2 separate regions of the Mus musculus genome follow, and region 2 is linked to region 1. A link is a loop called in an ENCODE intact Hi-C map of the cell type or tissue named here. Cell type or tissue: heart. All regions are shown on one strand. Each heading gives the region's core, and the rest is flanking DNA. Links, peaks and the distances in the headings are about the cores only.

Evidence for each region. Hi-C counts contacts between places; a loop is a spot of excess contacts. Peaks named below come from ENCODE experiments on the same cell type or tissue, not always from the same donor. Only the 100,000 strongest peaks of a DNase experiment are listed, where the experiment ranks them.
Region 2: it touches region 1 in a loop (2.0-fold over the local background); 3 of 42 quality-filtered maps call a loop at or near these places.

The regions. Positions count from the first base shown.
Region 1 is chrX:78,477,298-78,482,297 of GRCm38, reverse strand. The region is part of intron 3 of Prrg1 (proline rich Gla (G-carboxyglutamic acid) 1); the gene reads left to right. Among named protein-coding and RNA genes, the nearest start is that of Prrg1, 100 kb to the left of the region's middle. In heart, for the core only: a CTCF peak has its summit at 2,389 (motif pointing left); no DNase peak of the experiment used is centred there.
Region 2 is chrX:78,580,660-78,587,327 of GRCm38, reverse strand. It overlaps Prrg1 (proline rich Gla (G-carboxyglutamic acid) 1), which reads left to right and starts at 3,431. Exons shown (of 4, transcript NM_027322.2): 1 at 3,431-3,559. In heart, for the core only: no CTCF peak of the experiment used is centred there; DNase peaks (open chromatin) are centred at 3,487, 3,957 and 4,287; H3K4me3 peaks cover 1,637 bases; H3K27ac peaks cover 1,201 bases.

The DNA of each region.
Region 1 (5,000 bases), core at 1-5,000:
AAGCTAGGGCCTCAGAAAACTAAGTAGGTCACTAGGGGTGTATCTTTGAAAGGTATCGTCCTTCTGCTTCCTCCTGTCTGTCTCTGCTATCTGACTACCATGAGGTGAGTAGACTGCCACATTTTCCTCTACCATGCTTGCCTCAGACTCAAAGCAGTATATCCTACCAGCCATACTTTGATACCTCTTAAGCAATAAGCAAAATTTAATCCCCTTCCTTTAAACTGTTTCTTTCAGGTATTTTCCTTAGCAACAGAATGTATGATTAATACATTGCTACTACCATCTTAAGTCTATCTTTTATCCTTACCACATAATTTCAAATTTACATTCTTTTATTCATCAGTTCTTTGAGAATTTTGTGCAATGTTGTCGTATTCCCTCACTTCCCAAACTTTTCCAAGATCCACCTCCACTTCTCTGAGCACTCAAGATTTTCCTATTGATTGATTGATTGATTTAGCTCTTTTATAGGGAGAGGGAGAGGCACATGCCGTAGGCCAGAGGACAATTGCACATGTTAGTTTTCTCTTTCTGTCATGTGAATTCTAAGGCTTGAATGCAGGTCATCAGACTTGGTGGCAGGTACTTTTACCAACTTAGTCATCTAACTGATCTGCACAATTTTTGAAATGGCAGACTAAAATAACATTTTAACTTTTCTTCACTATGCATGGTAGTTCATACCTATAGAAGCAATCAATACTCAGGAGGTGAGTAAGATTGTGAATGAAGCCTAGGCTATGTAGTGAGGTCTAGGCTAGTCTGGCCATACTAGTAAGAACAACACTGCAAACCAAAGCAAAGCAACACAAATCTCCGTGAAGGCTTCATATCTCCTCCAGTAAAACCCAAAGAATTCAGAATCACCTATAAGGTACAGTTGTTTGCACCCTGCACTAACACTTCCCTACAGAAGAAACCTCACATCTCCAAGGACTCCATCTCCTTAGTGATTGTGTAGTACTTTTCTTCTGCTTCTTTACAGTTAATGCAAAGCAAGTGCCCACTCTTAAGTCTTTGACCCTTGTTCTTTTCACTTGCAAATTGATATGCCTGAGGTCATTGTGAAACTTCACTTTCTCAGTAAGGAAGTATTCTGTCTCCTGTGATTTCTCCCCCAGCACTTATCACCATCTGACATTGATTTTTTTATTCATTACTTGTTTGCTTTCTGCCCAATGACAGCACTATTTCTCAGTTGTTTGGTTCATAGCTACAAAGTTCTGACACAAACTAGGGACAAAATAAATACTTGATAGAGGCAAGAAGTAATCAATTGTGAAATTATAAAACATGTTTAAAACATCAGATGAAGTAATTTAAGTTTTGTTCATGAGTTAGATGAGAGATATGGATTTTAAAATGGATTTTGTGTTAATATTGGTTTTCTGCCTTCTCTATGGTTTCTAAGCCTGTCATACAAAATTATTTACATTATAAAAATGATAGCATTTATAATAGGGTGTTATTGGAAGGCATTTAGGTCAAGGTAATAATGTCTAACGGGCTTCAAGGCAACTATTTGAGAGTCATGTTTGTTACATCCTAGGAAAGTACTAGTTAACAGAAAAAAAAAAAAAAAGATTAGCTTTTGAGATTTGCTTTCTCCTATTTTTTTGCATACTAAAATGTCTTACTTAAAACAGATTTTGTGATATATTCATCATCCTTAAGTATAGATTATATGAATTTAGTAGATGAATTCATGAAATATTGATGAGTAACTCTACCTAACTGAGTGTGCACGTTTAATTATAGATTGGGAGGAAAGACATGTTTAGTGGTCATATGAGTGGTTCAGATTTATGTGGATGTTACTTGCTAAATAACTACTATGTAACACACATAGGATACATAAAAAGCTGAGGTCTGATAGAAGTGGCTGACTAGACATGAAAATTCACATAAGTACATCTTGTTTGGGGGGAGGCGAATTGCAGGCCTAACCCAGAGACTGACCTACACTCCAACCTGAAATTCACAGCATTATGTTTGTGCATGTTAAGTTTACTGGTTTCACGCTAAGCAAGTGCTCTACTAAGCCATATTCTATTTCATCTTAAATATGTAGGGTTTTTTTTTTGTTCTTTATATTTCAATAAAAAAGAAGTAGAAAAAGTTTTCTGGATGTCATTCTGTTTTGTTTTTTGTTTTTTTGTTTTGTTTTGTTTTGTTTTGTTTTTCCGATACAGTGTTTCTTTGTGTAGCCCTGGCTGTCCTGGAACTCACAGTGTAGACCAGTCTGGCCTCAAACTCAGAAATCCGCCTGCCTCTGCCTCCCAAGTGCTGGGATGAAAGGCATGTGCCACCACTGCCCAGCTTCTGGATGTCATTCTGAAACATCAGAAAATGAGATAGATCTAATTTGGTGTCTCAACTCTGCCACCTACTGACCGTACTATTTTTAATTAAACATTTCACCTTTATAGATGTTAATTATCCAAACATTTTTAGGTTTGAGATTATGTGCTCTGTGGTGCCTACAACAGACAGTTCCTAAAATAAATATATTTCATTCACGTTTCAGCTGCTGAATTATAGCTATTTTATTTAGGCCTCATATTTCTGCTTGACAATTTTCCCTTTTTTTTTCGAAAATGTGTGTTGTGTTTGTGTGTGTGTGTGTATGTGTGTGTCGTTTGTGTGTGTGTGTGTATGTATGTATGTATGTATGTGTGTGTGTATGTGTGTCTGTGTAGAGTTAAGATAAATTTGTGATTGGGTTACCTCACTCAAGATATTTTCTAGGTCCATCCATTTGCCTAAGAATTTCACAAATTCATTGTTTTTAATAGCTGAGTAGTACTTCACTGTATAAATGCACCACATTTTCTGTATCCATTCCTCTGTGGAAGGACATCTGTGTTATTTACAGATTCTGGCTATTATAAATAAGGCTGCTATGAACATAGTGGAACATGTGCCTTTATTACATGTTGGGGCATCTTCTGGATATATGCCCAGAAATGGTGTTGGTGGGTCCTCAGGTAGTACTATGTCCAGTTTTCTGAGGAACTGCCAGACTGATTTCCAGAGAGGTTGTACCAGCTTGCATTCCCACCAGCAATGGAGGAGTGTTCCTCTTTCTCCACATCCACGCCAGCATCTGCTGTCACCTGAATTTTTGATCTTAGCCATTCTGACTGGTGTGAGGTGGAATCTCAAGGTTGTTTTGATTTGCATTTCCCTGATGATTAAGGATGTTGAACATTTTTTCAAGTGCTTCTTGGCCCATCAATATTCCTCAGTTGAGAATTCTTTGTTTAGCTCTGTACCCCATTTTTAATGGGGTTATTTGAATTTCTGGAGTCCAGCTTCTTGAGCTCTTTGTATATTTTGGATATTAGTCCCCTATCAGATTTAGGATTGGTAAAAATCCTTTCCCAATCTGTTGGTGGCCTTTTTGTCTTATTGACAGTACCTTTTGCTTTACAAAAGCTTTGCAATTTTATGAGGTCCCATTTGACAATAATTGATCTTAGAGCATAGGCTATTGGTGTTCTGTTCAGGAAATTTTCCCCTGTGCCCATGTGCTCGAGGCTCTTCCCCACTTTCTTTTCTGTTAATTTCACTGTATCTGGTTTTATGTGGAGGTTCTTGATCCACTTGGACTTGAGCTTTGTACAAGGAGATAAAAATGGATTGATTTGCATTCTTCTACATGCTAACAACCAGTTGAGCCAGCAGCCCCATAGGAGGAACAATATGAACTAAACAGTACCCCCAGAGCTGCCAGGGACTAAATTAGCAACCAAAGAGAATTACACATAGTGGGACTCAGGGGATCCAGGTACATATGTCGCAGAGGGTGGCCTTGTCACTCATCAGTGGGAGGCTAGGCCTTTGGTCCTATGAAGGCTCTGTGCCCCAATGTAGGGGAATGCCAGGGCCAGGAAGCAGGAGTGGGTGGGTTGATGAACAGGGAGAGGGGAGAAGGGGATAGGGAGTTTTCAGAGGGGCAACCAGGAAAGGGGACAACATTTGAAATGTAAGTAAAGTAAATATCTAATTAAAAAGAAAAAAAAGATAAATTTGGAGGAGTGAGTTCTCATCTTTATTCACTTTGCTTTTTTCTGTCACTATACTGCCACTTCCATTTTCCATATTACAGAAGGAATGCTAGGATTACAGATGTGTGCCATCACATATGGCTTTTTTATTTTTTATTAAACTAATAAAATTTATTTTAAAATATACAACTTAGTATTGTCATTTTTAACTCATCAAAATAATTTATAATAGTTAAATACCTCTTAAATATACATGAGATCTTCTGAAGCTAAAAATAATATACACTCAACCAGTTTTTAAAATCTCTTTACAGCATTAAACTTGATAGAAGTAGGAAAAATCTCTTATGAAGTCCTCTATGAAAGGAAATTGTGAAAAGTTCCTGATTAGACAGAAACCATTCCATCTCCAAGGAAGAATACTCAGCGTAATTGTGGATTCATAGAATGAATTGGGTAATGTTCCTTCTATTTCTATTTTGTGGAATAGTTTGCAGATTATTAGTGTTAGGTCTTCTTTGAAGGTCTGATAGAACTCTACTCTAAACCCATCTTGTCCTGGGCTTTTTTTTTTTTTTTTTTTTTTTGGTTGAAAGACTTTCAATGACTTCTTCTGTTTTTTAGAGGTGATAGGGCTGTTTTGATGGTTTATCTGATCCTGATTTAAATTTACTGTTTGGTATCTGTCTAGAAAATTGTTCACTTCATCCAGCTTTTCCAGTTTTGTTGAATATAGAATTTTGTAGTAGGGTCTGTTGTTTTGTTTTGCTTTAATTTCCTCAGTTTCTGTTGTTATATCTCCCATTTCATTTCTGATTGTGTTAATTTGGATACTGTCTCTGTGCCCTCTAGTTAGTCTGGCTAGGGGTTTATTTAACTTATTGATTTTCTCAAAGAACCAGCTCTTGGTTTTGTTTATTCTTTGTGTAGTTTGTTTTCTTTCTACTTGGTTGATTTGAGCCCTGAGTTTGATTATTTCCTCCCTTC
Region 2 (6,668 bases), core at 1,007-6,006, 100 kb before region 1:
ATCAAGCAGAAGATTGGATCCATATATACATGATTTCAATGTCTGATTCTCGAATATTGGAGAATGAGGTTCCTTGGAGGCGTCTGAGTAGAAGAAATAAGATAACTGTGATAGTGAACCATATATTACATCCAGAACATCAATTCTAAAATATGCTTTTGAATCCTGCCTCATTCACTAAACAAGAAGCAAATCAGGGGAAAGTAATTTAAGGAAAATTAAGCTGATTACAAATTATTTTAGAACATTTTGGGTTTAAACAAGACTGTCCCAAAGAGTCTTCCAAAAGGAACTCTACTCTTACTTCTGGTCTCCAAAAACATAAAAACTGCTTTATTGTAGTTTTAAATATATATTTAAAAATGTATGTGTATGTATGTGTCTATGTGAGTTTATTCTGTTGGCAGGAGCCCAAAGGAGTCAGAGGGTACCAGGTCCCCTGTGGTTGTAGTTACAAGCAGTTATGAAACTTGCTGTAGGTTGTTCCAAACTAAACCTAGGACTTCTGCAAGAACAGTAAGTGCTCTTACCTCCTGATCCACCTCTTTAACTCCAATAAGTTTGTAGTATGGCTTCTTACAGCCGCCATAGACAATGAATACACTCATTACTGAGAGAGAAAGACAGAGGACATAGGCAGAGACACACCCAGAGAGACAAATACACAGAAACAGAGAGAATAAGAAAATATTCAGACTCTCTAGTCCTTAAATACAGATATTGTATTGTGTGCATTTTTTTCAAAACAGATTTATTTATTTTATATGTATGTGTGAGTGTTTGGATATATATAGGTGCACCATCTGTATGCCTGGTACAAGTGAAGGCCAGGATAGAGTGTTAGATGCTCTGGCACTGGAATTATAGTCAGTTGTAAGTCACTGTGCAAGATCAGAGAATTGAACCGGGGTCTTCTGCAAGAGCAGCACTCATAACTTGTGAGTCATGTCTCCAGCCCAGTGTTCATTTTGTTTATTTTTCTGTCTGTGTAATCATTTTCTTTTCTTCTGCAAACAACAACTGGAGGCTAGAGAGATGGCTCAGTGGTTAAGAACACTGGATACTCTTCTGACATGGGTTCCATTCCCAGCACCCACACAGCAGCTCACAACTGTCTTCTCATTCCAGTTCCAGGAGATTTGGAGTTCTCTTATGACCTCTGTGATCACTGCATGCTTGGGGTGCATAGTCAGTCATGCAGATGAAATATCACACACATAAAATTACACTCCCAAACAAAACCCAGCTCTTATCTGAGGGTCAGAGCAAGTCTGAAAACATTTCTCCCTATCTTAAATTTTCATTTAGAATTTTTCTTTACTTAAAAAAAAAAAACAATATGGTTGAATGCATGTGTAGGAGTCTCAGTACCATCTTATCTATACATTTTCTGTCCAGAAACAGTTGTGATAATCTACTCAATCAAAAGCTTTATGTGGTGCTTTAAAAAATCTGAACTAAGGAAAGAGAGACATTTTCTCTCTAATCGGATTTGAGAGGCTTGAACTCAGTGTTGTTCAGAGGCGGTGATTCCAAAAGCCTGTAGTAGGTGACTTTGGAAGGTTCTGAAAGAGTGACCCTGTCTGAAAGAGGAAAGATTGAGAGCCTGAGATGGAATTTCAAACATTCTACTTTCTGGTTTCATTTATTCCCAAGGCTAACAACAGACCTACCTTTTCACAGTTTGGGTTACAGAATAACTTTGTCATTTAGCTTAAGCTATTTCAATGTAGCATTTGTTACTTCTACCAAAATAACCTGATACATTAAGGGAAAAAAGAAGAAGCCAGCAATCAAATTAAAAGTGAATTCCTCCACATATCTTCCTCTATAAGAGGTGTAAAAATCAACTTTATTGACCTATTGTATTTTTAAAGTACCTTCTTTACAGGGAATGTTTTACTAATGAAATGAATAGGATAAAGTTACATTTTCAGTCACTTAAAGATTCATTCTGCAAAACTTGCCAGCACACCTTTCAGCAAAAATTACTCCCTACAATCCCCCTAAGCTTATTTTTCAAATGTAAAGTAGAAGTGAATTCAAGAAAGTCTACTTTATAAAATACATAGATGGAAGAACCACAAAGCTAATAGGAGGAATTTCAGTATATTTAGATCTTTAGTGACAATGATATGACTGCCCCATAAAATGTTTCAGTCATGCTGGGTGGTTGTGGCACAAGCCTTTAATCCTAGCACTTAGGAGAAAGAGGCAGGTTGATCTCTGAGTTCAAAGGTAGCCTGGTCTACAGAGTGAGTTTCAGGACAGCCAGGCCTATACCAAAAAATCCTGTCTCAAAAAAACAAAATAATACAAAAAAAAAAAAAAACAAAAAACAAAAACAAAAACAAGAACAACAACAACAACAAAAAAAACCCTAAATAAATAAATAAAGTTCCAACCACAACTAAAGTACTTATTGGGAAGGGCCAACTAGTGTGGCCCTAATTCCGTCATGACTAAAGTTAAAGAAAGAAAGAAAGAAAGAAAGAAAGAAAGAAAGAAAGAAAGAAAGAAAGAAAGAAAAGGAGGGCCGGGTAGGGGAATTAGCTTGGAACAAATAACTTCAAGGCCACACCCTCTTCACTTTGGGTTCACTGAGGTGTGCTTATTTTAATAGCTGAACTGAAAGCATGAGATGCCATGCCACAGCTGACCAGAGTCTAAACAGAAAAGCTCAGAACTTAAAACTAAGCATGCGTGCAGCATGGGATAATAATCACTTTAGCCTTCTTGAATTGGTAAACACCAGAAGAAAGTGTACCAAACAACACGGCCTTAGATCCCATATCTGAGAGGAGCCTTTAGAAGTCTTTTAGTGTTCAAATTATAAACACCCACCGAAGACTTTAAAAATAGGACTTATTTGACAACTTGTGTTCTCCTTTCCCAAGCCATTTAGATGGATTTTGCCAAGGTAATTATTCAGAGAAGGGTGCTGTGGCAGACACCTGAAATAATAGCACTTTGGGAGGCTGAGGCAGGATCTTCACGAGGTAGAGGCTAACCTGGGCTATATACAGAGTATAAAAACAGCCAGGGCTTCAAATCAAGAGCCTACTTTTAAGGAAAAAAAAAACTGTTTTGAAGGGAATTCAGGTTGTTGGCCTCAAAAGTTGTTCAAAAGCAATAGTGCAAATTTGCTCCCAGGGAAAGGGGCAATTCCTTGACACTCAAATGTAGTCCTTTGCTGCTCCTACAACTGTTTGGTTCTGCTTCAAGCAAGGTTTGCACCTGGCCTAGTTTGGGGAGGCATAGAAGGGATAAAGGCAGCTTTTCTAGCTGGGCTCCAGCTCAATGGCCTAGCACACAGTGGTGGAAGCTCTACTCTTCCCTTCCCTTCCCGCCCTGCCTGGCCACTCCCCTTGCTTCCCACTTCCTCCCGGCCCCGCCCCTTCTTTTTTAACCCTCTTGATGTGGGTTCTCTGGCTTCCTATTGCCCTTCGCATCAGCAGCAGCTGCAGGCTCCCTCTTTGCTCCTGGCTCCGGCTCTAGCGGGTGCGCGCAGGCGCGGCTTGCAGCTCTGCTAGCGCGTAGTAGCTGAGCGGGGCTCACGGTGAGTGAGGCAGCGGTGCGGGACTCCTTGGAGAGAACGTGGTTGGCAGCCAGAAAGGGACTCGGGTGTGTATGGAAGACTTTGACCCGGTTAGGGGAGACTCGTGCAGCTTTTTCAGTGGCGGGGCTTCTCGAGGTTGCCAGCCTCCGGCTGCGTGTGGAGAGGAGTGAGCCGTGGCGGGAGACTTAAAGGTGTGTAGGAGCTGCCGAGTTAGAAGAAAGAAGAAAGGCGTTTAGAAGCTGGAAGTCCTCACTTGAGCTTGGCCAGGCCAGGAAGGTTCGCTTGAGAGCCCTGGAAGGTGGCCCAGCTTCAAGTTCAGTCCCCCTACTTGGTGCCCCCGAGCGGTGTCCTAGCTTACTCTTTTCCTTCCTCTGCTTTCCCTGGGTGCCGAGTTGGCAGGAAGGTTTCCTGTCGGTGGGGAGAGGATTTGGGGGAGGTGGGTTGTTGGCCCGGACTGTTGCAATAGAGGGTGTGGCGTTCCTATGACTTTCCTTTCCCCGGGAATGTGTCCCTCTTCTGATACATTGTGCCTGGACATTTTTTAACAAAGGCTATAACTGTTTTGTAGGCTGTGGTGGGTGACAGCGGCGGGGGGGGGGGGGGGGCGAGGGTACGCGCGTGCGCGCACGTGTGTGTGTGTGTGTGTGTGTGTGTGTGTGTGTGTGTGTGTGTGTGTAGGCTCGCGCGCGCGTGTGTCTGCAAGCGAGCGAGCGCGCGCGTGTTGGCTGGCTTGCTTCAGAAGTCTGTGTTGCCGCCCTAGGGGGTGGGGAATCAGTGTGGGCCTGAAGTTGGGGGAATTTCCAGAAAGACCTAGCAACTTTCTGCAGAGGCTTTTTTCTTTTTACTGGTCTGTTGATTTTGAGAGTAAGAATATTCCCCATAGGAATGTGCCTGGTTACTATTTTGTGTGTTCTTGCTCTGTGTGTGTGTGTGTGTGTGTGTGTGTGTGTGTGTGTGTGTGTGAGAGAGAGAGAGAGAGAGAGAGAGAGAGAGAGAGAGAGAGAGAGAGAGAGAGAAATTGAGAGATTGATTTTTATACGTTTTTACAAATCCCAACAGAAGAAAAACCAAAAATAATGGTATTTCAGAAGAAATAAGTGAGTGTGAATGAAAGGGAGAAGACTTGGAATAGCTAAGTAGAGCTAGATAAATCCCTTTTGATAGTCACAGAATATGATCAGACTTGGGAAAATGTGGCAGTGTACAAGTCAGTAAATTTAGCTAGAGTATTGTTCATTGTTTCAATGAAGAATTCTTAAGGATATGGTGCTGCCAGATACTTAGGCTAACTCACTTTAGAAACTTTAAAAATGATAAAACATTAGGGAAAGTATTGTGACATTGGATAAAGGCCCATAGGCTTTCATGTTAAAAATTTATGAACTTTTATGAAAAATGATACATGTGGTACCAAGCACAGATGTTTATATTTTAACTCATTTTTTAACTGAGTACATCATAATAAACTGAGCTTCCTCCTCCTCCACCCCTTTTCCTTGATTGTGAATCCTGTTTTATAAACATAAACACCCATGGAAGGAGTTACAGAGACAAAGTTTCGAGCTCAGACAAAAGGATGGGCCATCTAGAGACTGCCATATCCAGGGATCCATCCCATAATCAGCCTCCAAACGCTGACACCATTGCATACCCAAGATTGCATACCCTATCAAGATTGTGCTGATAGGACCCTGATATAGCTGTCTCTGGTGAGGCTATGCCGGGGGCCTAGCAAACACAGAAGTGGATGCTCACAGTCAGCTATTGGATGGATCACAGGGCCCCCAATGGAGGAGCTAGAGAAAATACCCAAGGAGCTAAAGGGATCTGCAAACCTGTAGGTGGAACAACAATATGAACTAACCAGTACCCCGGAGCTCTTGATTCTAGCTGCATATGTATCAAAAGATGGCCTAGTCGGCCATCACTGGAAAGAGAGGCCCATCGGTCTTGCAAACTTTATATGCCCCAGTACAGGTGAACACCAGTGCCAGAAAGTGGGAGTGGGGGGTGGGGGTGGAGGGCATGGGGGACTTTTGGGATAGCATTGGAAATGTAAATGAGGAAAATACCTAATTAAAAAATAAAGAAACATGGAAATACTAAGAAGCTAAAAAAAAAAAAGAAAAAATAAACATATACTCTCAGATCTGAAATATGTTTAAGCAGAATTTCTTCGTGTTTTCTTTTTATTTAATCTTTTCTCCAATTATTCAAAGGATTTGGTGATAATATTATCCAACTTGGGAGAGGGGTGTTAGGATGGATGCCTTTTGCCTTTTCCAAGAGCTCAGCCTTATGAACTTATTGAAAAATATTTTCAACTCCCTCGGAATTAATCATCCTTTAACTGTTTAACTTATAGCACTAGCCTTATTTTCTCTCTTGTTACCCCAATACTTGGGTTGCCTTGCATATGGTAAGTGCCCAATATAATTATAGTTACATGTTATTACATGTCATTAGAAAGATAAGATCCTACACAGAGTTCATGAAGTATAGAAGAAATTCTGATCTTTTAATGTTGAAGGACCATTTCTTGAAAATACCTAATGCACACTGTAGTAGTGAGAACATAGATACATTGTCATGTGTTATTGATAGTTAATGTTTATAAATGAGGTGCACAACTTTGTAGATAAAAGAGGAAATGGGTATCGTAAAAACACACACTTTAGAAGACACCAAAGCTAGAGAATAGTCATTGCACACACTGAAATATGTAATTTGTTATTTGCAGAAAGACAGGAATGAAGTGCTGCTTGACTTTAGGAAATTCTAAAAATGAACACAGCTCACCTGGTACTGTTTACTAAAGGTTAACACAAATAAAGAAAACTGCAACCTACCTCATGCTGTACTCCTACGTCTTAAGATGGTTTGAACCTTTTGGCTAATGAATCCTATTGTAGCCTTAATCATCTTGTTCTGATGATTTCTGCTATCTTATCTTTGACAAATCTCTGAATTCCAACACATTATTGGCTATCCAGGTACCTCTGCTTATATCAGGGAATTAACTTGTCTGGTCCACTCAGTCTCAACAGTCCTGTCACCAACTTTCATCTTCTGAATGATTTACCCATTGCAAAGATTATCCTAAGCAAGG